Linked DNA regions of Homo sapiens: regions 1 and 3 are each linked to region 2. Evidence: chromatin contacts called from ENCODE Hi-C or POLR2A ChIA-PET data. All regions are on one chromosome and are shown on one strand. Each heading gives the region's core, a stretch centred on a gene start or an enhancer-like site at or near the end of the contact. The rest is flanking DNA. Distances are from core to core; before and after follow the strand shown. Region 1 holds the start of PPM1G (protein phosphatase, Mg2+/Mn2+ dependent 1G). Region 2 holds the start of TRIM54 (tripartite motif containing 54). Region 3 holds the start of CAD (carbamoyl-phosphate synthetase 2, aspartate transcarbamylase, and dihydroorotase).

Region 1 (2,921 bases), core at 373-2,872, 130 kb after region 2:
CCTGGGAGGCGGAGGTTGCGGTGAGCCGAGATCGCGCCATTGCATTCCAGCCTGGGCAACAAGAGCGAAATTCTGTCTCAAAAAAAAAAAAAGGGAGCCAAAGCAGATGAGATGAACTATAGGATACACTCCAATCCTGAAATTTTATACCTAATTATAAAATTGTTATTAAGGTCAGTTATGAATATAAAATTTGAATCGGAAAACAAAACATTTAAGTTCATACTGTCATTCCAGAGCTAACCACAGGGAGGAGCGAGGGATCTGAAACAATTCCCAAGGGAGACAGTATTTCGCTGTTACCTGAAGCCCACCCGGTAGGTGGAGAAACCCTCAATACCAGACAGAGTATTTCCCTGGCCCTTTTGCCTAGACTTCAGAATGCTCTTCACAAAGCCACGGTTAACCCGTCTTCCTCCCTTTCCTCCCTACCGCAGTTTTCCCTCTTCTCTTTTGTAGTTTCACATCAAGTTTTACCTAATACTACTACTTTCCCCCCAATATTTTTCTTTTCCCCTTTTGTCCAGAGTAAAATTTTCTAGAAAAGCCCTTTGTAGGTAGGTTGTGATGAAAAAAATTGATGAAATGACTTACAATCAAAGAAACTATAAACTACAATTACAGGCAAATGAGAATTACTGATTAAGTTTTAGAGAAATCCTAAGAGAGAAAGAAAACGAAGCATAATAAAAAGGAAAACCTAGGGACTGACATAATTCAAGTTTTCCGAAGTTAGTAAAAGGCCCTGAAAAGAGTGCAAATGAGTGACAACTCCTGGAGGTCGGGTCCAGCCTCTGAAATTAACATGCAAGAGCCCAAGGCCAGGCAACCAAAATGTGAAACAGACTCTGCCCGGGGTTCCTTTCACTGTCAAACTCCTAGCCAAAAGAGGCTTCCCACATCAGATATTTTAAATATTAAAATTTAAAAAGTTATTCACATCTATTCACCTCTCCCTTGAAAAACAAATGAATAAATAGCCCCTATTTGCGTCTTTACTCCCACACTAAACCTCACACCGTTGATGAGCCTGGAGGGCTAGGTTGGCACGAGAGGATGGCGCCAAAGCTCGGGGAGAGGGCGGTCAGTGGGCGGAAGGTGCCTCTTCCCACATGGCCGAGCCCTCGCCGCCACTGGCCACCGGCACACGGTCCCCAAGCATCGGGAGCTCCCTCTCGGCCCTGACCCCGCGGTCTCTGTCGCCCCGCAAACGGCCGCTGCGGCCGCAGGCTCCCAATTGGGACCCTTCCCAGGGGAGGACCCCATCCCCCGCTCTCTTTCTCCGTCAGATTCCCGCCCCGCAGCGGCCAGCCTATGGGCCCCTGCCTCCTCACCTCCATGGAGACGCGCCAGCCTTGCATGGCGGAGAAGCCGTAGGGCAGCGGCAGGCGCGGGGCGCCGACCCCGTCCCCGGAGCACTTCACCGTGTTGGGCTGGGAGAGGTAGGCACCCATGGCGGCGGCTGGCCGGCGGCCTCAGGTGCAGGAAAGCTGGGCGCGACCCGTGCCGGAGCCGAAGCCCCGGGGGTGCGCGCGGCAGGAGCAGGCCCCGCGGCGCGACCGACGCAAGGTGCCGGTGAAAGGCGCGAGGCCGGCCAGGAGGCGGTAACGGGACGGGAGCTGTGAGGGAGCGGAAGCGGAAACGGCGCCGCTCCAGACCCCGCCCGGCCTGCGCGGCGGGGCCAGGCGCTGCGGGCAGTCATTTCCTTAGCAACTCGCCCCGCCCGCAGGGACAACGGCCCGCCCAACGGCCGCTCCCGCGAGACTAGCGCGACCACGCCCACCAACGGCCGCCGTCCTACTCCGCTTCCTCGCGCAGGTGGCAGGTCGCCTCTGGCAGAACCTCTTCCTTCGTTCCCAGTCCCCAGCCTCTTGGCGTTTTGTCTGACGCCTCTTTTGTGTCGGACTCGACGCTTTCAGCCCGTCCTCCAGTGTTTTCATCCCCCTCTCCCCAACGTTGCACTCTCAGACTCCGCAAACCCCGCCCGATTTGGTTCAATTAAAGTTGACCAGTATTTGTTCCGAGCTTAGGAAGTACTTGGCCAGGCCATGCGAGGCCTATATGAGAAGAATGTGAGTCTTTTCTGAAAGCGAAGACCTCGATCTGTGATATAATTCGAGTTAATACAATGTAGAAATGTTTGGTACAGCCTATTCTGGGTGGGAAAAGCTCAAGGATGGGAGGAGGAGCTGTTTCTTGGAGGATTGAAAGGATGTAGGCTCTCAGAGAGGATGCCTCTGGATTGCATTATGCCACAGGAAAAGGGAATAATGTTATAAGGTTTGGAGGAGTGAGGGAAGAATGTGAACTGCATTTGGGGAGGATTTCTGAGGAAGCTGGCTGGACTCGGAGAATGATTGTAAGTGGTAATATTAACTAGCTAGCTTGATAAAAAGAAGCGCCAAGATGAGTGACTTGGACTTCATTGTCGTCCTGGTGTAACCTTTGGCATCGTTTGTCTAGTCTTTGTATGCAGTGTACATTGGAGGGAGAGAGTCTGGGGCACTGTTGTGTTGTTGTTTTTTGTTTGTTTTTGAGACAGAGTCTCGCTCTGTCGCCCAGGCTACAAGCTCCGCCTCCCGGGTTCACGCCATTCTCCTGCCTCAGCCTCCCGAGTAGCTGGGACTACAGGCGCCCGCCACCACGCCTGGCTAATTTTTTGTATTTTTAGTAGAGACGAGGTTTCACCGTGTTAGCCAGGATGGTCTCCATCTCCTGACCTCGTGATCCGCCCGCCTCGGCCTCCCAAAGTGTTGGGATTACAGGCGTGAGCCACCGCACCCCGCCTACTATTGTTTTTTTTTTAAGACAGAGTTTCGCTCTTGTTGCCCAGGCTGCAGTGCAGTGGCGCTATCTTGGCTCACTGCAACCTCCGCCTCCCAGGTTCAAGCGATTCTCCTGCCTCAGCCTCCCGAGTAGCT
Region 2 (3,146 bases), core at 562-3,061:
TCTGTATGGGGTTGCCCAGCTACTCTTCCTTTCAGTTGCAGTCCCAATTTTACTCCGTCAGAAAGCAGCCCTCCCCTCCCTCCCCTTATGAGGTCTCAGGCAGTGGTGGCAGATTTTTCCTGAAGAGTCTTTTTCCTGTGTCTGCCTTGTTATTGGAACCAATGCCAGCTGGTAGGATCCCTGAGCCCCTTGCGATATCACCACCAAGAGCCTGATAACTGAGCAGGGTGGATCCTGTCCCTGGAGCTGCTGCACCCATTAATTCTCCCTTGTTGCAACTCTGTGTACCAAGAACCCCTAGCATCAGCCTCATTCCTAAGCCAATAACGCCTGTATGGAGTTGGTTTCATCTTCTGGTGCCCACGGCCATTGGCATTGCCAGCCTCATTCCATGCCACTATGAGTCAACTCAGGAAAACTGCGAGTGCATTTGAGGCTTAGGGGTAGTCATTCCATCTTTAGATTATCCTTGGACTTCAGCTACCAGCACAGCATGCATTAGCCTTGGTCCTGTAGGTTAACTGAAGTTCAAACATCAGTGCCAGCTTGCCTCCATCCTTTTCACATATTATGCAGGCCAATTGACATATAATTTGTTCTTAAAAATAGGGGCATGAAATATGTGATCTGGAAAAGATTGTACTTTCTGGACTCTTTTCCCACTCTTGCCTCTTTGTGCTGCTGTTTCGTATCCTCCTCACACCGTGTATTTCCCACCCACTCAGGGTCACAGCCTACTAATTCCTCAAACTTCTCTCCCTGGACTAGGAGAAAGGCTAAAGAATGTCAGTAAATAAAAGAGCTTTCATCCAATCCCAAGGCATATATTATGCCCAAAAAAGACAAATTGTGTCTGGGGTAGAGAAAAAAGGCCTAAAGAAATTGCTTCTTGGCCTTTTGCCTAAGATCAAGTGGAGAAGACTTGTAGGAGAAAAAGAAGACCAGTGCTCACAAGTGGGGCAAGCCTGGCTTGGAGAGTAGGAGTCCTGGACAACTGTGGAGCTGGGTCAGAGGCTTCCCGGAGCCTTGTGATTATGACTTTGTCAGTGCTCTAAAATTTCCCTGGAGATTGATTCCCTGGGTGCCCAAAATAGGTCCCTGGCATTCAGGTCCTTTCTGCCCAGCTCACCTTCTCCCAATTTCCTAACAAATTTGAGTCCTTGGAGTGGCTCCAGGGATGTGTTCACGGACCAGAATCCCACATTTCCTCGGGGGCATGCTCATAGGTAGGTCCAGGCCTTGGCACAACAGTCATTTCTAGCCTCTTGAGCTTCTTTTCCTAGGGTGATATAAGAAAAGGCCAGGGAAGAACAAAAATGAGCCAGAGGTGTTGGACAAGAGGCTTGATGTAGTCCCTGGAGCTGCTGTTCTGAATCACACAGTCTTGAGGAGGAGGACCAGGGTCACTGGCTGAGCCTGTGGAGGAGGCAACCGCTACTGACTCTAAGTCTGGCAAGATCTTTCCTCCCACCCTGAGCTATGTATGGGTGCCTCTCACACAGGCAGATTTAGATTCTGTGTCACTGTCCTGGAAGAAGGGCCCAAGCCAGAACAGGGGTCCCGGGCTGAGAGGAGCCTTCAGAGTGAGAGGGCAGCACCTTTGCTGACCCACCTTTCACTGTAAGCAGTGGCACTCACCCCTGCCCTTGCTCAAGGGAGTCACCCATTCCTGAGTGAGTCAGGGTCACTCACTCCATGACAGCTGTGGCTCGCCTTACATGAGCTAAATTGGGAATTGGAATGTCATGCAGATGCCCCTTGTCTCCCAACCCCCACAGTAAAATTAATCTGCTCTCTGGGGAGTAAGGGACAAACAGTGCTACCCACAGAGTGAACAAGAGAGAGTCATTTGGGAAACAAAAGGAGAATTTTACAGAGAGAGAGGGATAGCTAAAACTACGTGAGCCTGGCGAGGGTGCAGAGCAGAAAGTAGAGACTGTCCGAAGACTGCTATCTGGGACGAGACAAGTTGTTAAAGGGACAGGAGAGAAAGCAGAGCTATTTCAAGAGTGAGCCACAGAAGGGAATCCAGAGGCCATCTAAGCGAGGAAGGGTCTACAGGCAGTGAGTGAAGGCCAGGAGCAGGGCCCAGGCCAGGCACGACCACCGAGGGGATGAACTTCACAGTGGGTTTCAAGCCGCTGCTAGGGGATGCACACAGCATGGACAACCTGGAGAAGCAGCTCATCTGCCCCATCTGCCTGGAGATGTTCTCCAAACCAGTGGTGATCCTGCCCTGCCAACACAACCTGTGCCGCAAATGTGCCAACGACGTCTTCCAGGTGGGTGCCAGGGACGGGGCAGGGCCAGGTAAAGCAATGCAGACCTGTGGGGGACTGATCAGGTCAGAGCTGAGACCCCAGAAGGTGATGGATAGAGTGCTCTCTGAGGTGGGTGGTGGCTGTTGTGGCTGGAGAGCAGAAGGGCTGGGGTCCAAGCAAATCCCAGAGCAAGCATGAGTCAGCAGCTGCCCTGCAGGCTGGCAGGTACAGCCTGTGCATAGACGGCAGCTGGAGTGCTGGGATCTACCAAGGAAAGTAGACCCTGTGGAAACTGGGAGGGAGGGTATCCCACACCGGGCTTTATAAGAGCCTGTGCCAGACTCTGCATTCCAGTTTGGAGTTTCAGACTTCGAGAGCATTGTGGAAAATACGGAGAAAAGATTAATGAGATAATGAAACGTTAAAAAACAAACAAACAAAACCCGACCCTGTGAGAAAGCTCCATAATGGCAGTAAAACTATTTGTATTTAAGGAAAGTTGAAGGCATCCATTGTGGGTGACAGAGTTAGACATAGTGGGCAGGAGACTGGGAACTCTCCCCAACTTGAGTTCATACCTGTTACCCTCCAGATTGTTCAGTAAAGAGGCCTACTGGTTAAAAGCTACTGAGGTCACTTGACAAGCAGGGAGAAGGCAAAGAAATTTACTTCTCAGAAGTCCAGCCAGTTTTGTTTTATCTGTGGTCATGGGGCCAAGCAGAGCTAATCAAATTCACAGATACTAGTATAGCCACTGGTTTAGAAATAAAAGCAGCATATACCAGAATGGATTATAAGTGGGCTTTTTTTTTTTTTCCTGTGCTACTGGGGAGGTTCTAGTAGGCTATAAAATGGAACAGAGATCAGGGAGAGTGAGGGGCAAAG
Region 3 (3,061 bases), core at 185-2,684, 65 kb before region 2:
AGACCACCAAACAGGCTTTGTGTGAGCAACAAGGCTGTTTATTTCACCTGGGTGCAGGTGGGCTGAGTCCAAAAAGAGAGTCAGCAAAGGGTGGTGGGATTATCATTAGTTCTTACAGGTTTTGGGGTAGGCAGTGGAGTTAGGAGTGCTGTTTTGCGGGCAGGGGATGGATCTTACAAAGTACATTCTCAAGGGTGGGGAGAATTACAAAGAACCTTCTTAAGCGTGGGAGAGATTACAAGGAAACTTCTTAAGGGTAAGGGAGATTACAAAGTATATTGATCAGTTAGGGTGGGGCAGAAACAAATCACAATGGTGGAATGTCATCAGTTAAGGCTATTTTCATTTCTTTTGTGGATCTTCAGTTGCTTCAGACCATCTGGATGTATACGTGCAGGTCACAGGGGATATGATAGCTTAGCTTGGGCTCAGAGGCCTGACATTATTGTTACTGTTTTTATCTGTAATTTTCTTTCTTCTTCCTTTATCCTAGCAATGATTGAGAGAATCTAAGTTGAAACAGATAATTGAGAAATATGCCTAATGAAATGGATAAAGTGATGTTCTCTATTTCTCTCTGGCCTCCAGAAATGTGTCCTGAGAATGGATCTTGTGTACCTGATGGTCCAGGTCTTTTGCAGTGTGTTTGTGCTGATGGTTTCCATGGATACAAGTGTATGCGCCAGGTGAGGAATTAGGCCGTCTAACTAGGGATACAAGGAATGCATAGAGCAAGTCTTCTCAGAAAGGAGAGCCACAAGACCAGGAGCTGATACAAATTTCCTATAGGTGGAAAACTATAGAATTGCCCTAGACAAAGTGATAGGTATATTAGGAAAGAACTAGGTGTTAGGATGTGGCCCTCCGTGTAACGTTGTATGGGGGTGTTTTTTGGTCTGTTGTTCACAGGGCTCGTTCTCACTGCTTATGTTCTTCGGGATTCTGGGAGCCACCACTCTATCCGTCTCCATTCTGCTTTGGGCGACCCAGCGCCGAAAAGCCAAGACTTCATGAACTACATAGGTCTTACCATTGACCTAAGATCAATCTGAACTATCTTAGCCCAGTCAGGGAGCTCTGCTTCCTAGAAAGGCATCTTTCGCCAGTGGATTCGCCTCAAGGTTGAGGCCGCCATTGGAAGATGAAAAATTGCACTCCCTTGGTGTAGACAAATACCAGTTCCCATTGGTGTTGTTGCCTATAATAAACACTTTTTTCTTTTTTTTTCCTCTCTTTCTTTTTAAGGAAAGGCGCCCTGCCTTTACGTGTTTCTTGCTTGGGGTGGGAGGGACTGCTTTAGGGCAGCCGGTTTTTTCAGGTTTCCCCCGGTTTTGCAGTGCGGAGACCACGGGGGCCCACTCCCCGTGGCTCCGCGGACCCCGCCCCTTACGTGCCCGGCCCCGCCCCTCACGCCGCCTGTGTCCGCGCCGCCGCAGTCTCTGCTGCTGCCGCCAAGCGCGCCCGAGGCTCCTACGCTGCCGCGCCCGGCTTCTCTCCAGCGCCCCGCGCCGTTAGCCACGTGGACCGACTCCGGCGCGCCGTCCTCACGTGGTTCCAGTGGAGTTTGCAGTCCTTCCCGCTTCTCCGTACTCGCCCCCGCCTCTGAGCTCCCTTCCCATGGCGGCCCTAGTGTTGGAGGACGGGTCGGTCCTGCGGGGCCAGCCCTTTGGGGCCGCCGTGTCGACTGCCGGGGAAGTGGGTAAGCAAGCCCGGTTAGGCTGCAGACCTTATCCCACTCTGTGATGCGCCTCTCCTCCCAACCTTCCCCGTCCAGACCCCGCCATTTTCCCGCCAGCGTACCCCCTTCCCCCATTCGGTGCCCATGGGCCCCAGCGCCATAAACCCCTCGCGACCAAGGCAGCCTCCACTGGGGCGTGCTCATCGCGCGGGGAGTGTTCCGAAGGGTGCCCTACCGGAGCCCAGCCCTGCTTCTTTCTTGCAGTGTTTCAAACCGGCATGGTCGGCTACCCCGAGGCCCTCACTGATCCCTCCTACAAGGCACAGATCTTAGTGCTCACCTATCCTCTGATCGGCAACTATGGCATCCCCCCAGATGAAATGGATGAGTTCGGTCTCTGCAAGGTAGCCACACCCAGTGCTTTCTCTACATTCCTTTTCAAGTCAGTAATTGTTAACTATTAGTGAAGTAGGAGACGTTGACACCCTGCTGGGCATCCTGCAGAAAACATACCCACTGAAGTAGTAAAGTCAAGGACTAAGATCACTAGTAACTGTAGTTAGGGGTTGTTAAGTGCCTTGGGAGGCACAGAGTGTTGGAGGCCTCAGGAAAAAGCTACCGCCTTTGTTAAGGGCATCAAGGCTCCAGGTATAGCTGAAAGCATTCTGTATGTAGTGAAGGCATGGATCAAGGAAAAGTAAAAGAGGTGTAAGGGAACAGCCTTGTCCAACTTGTTAGGCATGCAGAAGTCAGGAGAAAAAAGCCTGCAGATAAGTTAAATCCGGTGGGCATGGAGGGACCTGAAGCCAAAGCAGAGTCAGCTTAGTTTGGTAAAGGATCCATTGAAGGTTTTTTTTTAGCAGCAGAGTCAGATGGGAGCAGTGCTTTTTAGGACTACATAAATTAGTGGAAAGAGACTGGAAACTAGGGTCACATACTTCTCTGTGACAGTGAGTGCCAGTTTACCTACAAAACCAGTGACATTATCTTCTAGACCTACTGACATGGCCTCGTCTGATTCTCTGCTTTTCAGTTGTGTTCTTACCTCTAGGTGAGAAAACTGAGTTTCTTCCTACAGTGAGGTTTCCCCTATTCCTTCACCTCTGAAATTTGGAAACTAAGTTGCCCTCTGACAGTTCAAGCATTAAAAAAAACCCAACATATAGTAATTAAGGTAATAGAGGAAGTCAATCTGGCCTAGAGTAGTATCTCTCAAAATTTGTTTGGCCTCACTGCAGGTGTAAGCCTTTAATTCTTAATTTGCCTTCCCAGCCACCCTGACGCTGGGGAGAGTGAGCTCCGGATAAAGGACGTACATGTTGTTCTTCCTGGAAAAGAATTTCTAGGTTCATCACAAACCTACAAATACACTGCATTCTAGTT

The links. Hi-C counts contacts between places; a loop is a spot of excess contacts on that map. ChIA-PET counts read pairs that join two places held with the same protein, here RNA polymerase II (POLR2A). Pooled maps may share reads with other maps.
Region 1: a loop to region 2 is called in a pooled map, with 2.0 times the contacts of the local background. The contact joins the promoter of PPM1G here to the promoter of TRIM54 in region 2. A Hi-C loop is called at or near these places in 1 of 50 pooled maps. POLR2A ChIA-PET finds 5 or more read pairs at or near these places in 2 of 52 experiments (PC-9 and activated T-cell).
Region 3: a loop to region 2 is called in a map of PC-3, with 4 times the contacts of the local background. The contact joins the promoter of CAD here to the promoter of TRIM54 in region 2. A Hi-C loop is called at or near these places in 8 of 168 maps with a recorded cell type or tissue (IMR-90, MCF 10A, PC-3 and 5 more), 1 of 37 single-sample maps with no recorded cell type and 16 of 50 pooled maps. POLR2A ChIA-PET finds 5 or more read pairs at or near these places in 16 of 52 experiments (A549, AG04449, AG04450 and 12 more).

Annotation. Positions count from the first base shown.
Region 1 is chr2:27,407,969-27,410,889 of GRCh38, forward strand. PPM1G (protein phosphatase, Mg2+/Mn2+ dependent 1G) reads right to left here and starts at 1,623. Exons shown (of 10, transcript NM_177983.3): 1 at 1,335-1,623. The coding sequence starts at 1,454. RefSeq lists silencers at 1,104-1,183, 1,204-1,253, 1,324-1,513, 1,604-1,793.
Region 2 is chr2:27,280,618-27,283,763 of GRCh38, forward strand. It overlaps TRIM54 (tripartite motif containing 54), which reads left to right and starts at 1,812. Exons shown (of 9, transcript NM_187841.3): 1 at 1,812-2,282. The coding sequence starts at 2,115. DNAJC5G (DnaJ heat shock protein family (Hsp40) member C5 gamma) reads left to right here. Exons shown (of 7, transcript NM_173650.3): 7 at 1-882.
Region 3 is chr2:27,215,935-27,218,995 of GRCh38, forward strand. It overlaps CAD (carbamoyl-phosphate synthetase 2, aspartate transcarbamylase, and dihydroorotase), which reads left to right and starts at 1,435. Exons shown (of 44, transcript NM_004341.5): 1 at 1,435-1,699; 2 at 1,943-2,082. The coding sequence starts at 1,618. It overlaps ATRAID (all-trans retinoic acid induced differentiation factor), which reads left to right. Exons shown (of 7, transcript NM_001170795.4): 6 at 589-686; 7 at 910-1,223. The coding sequence ends at 1,014. RefSeq lists a silencer at 1,307-1,536.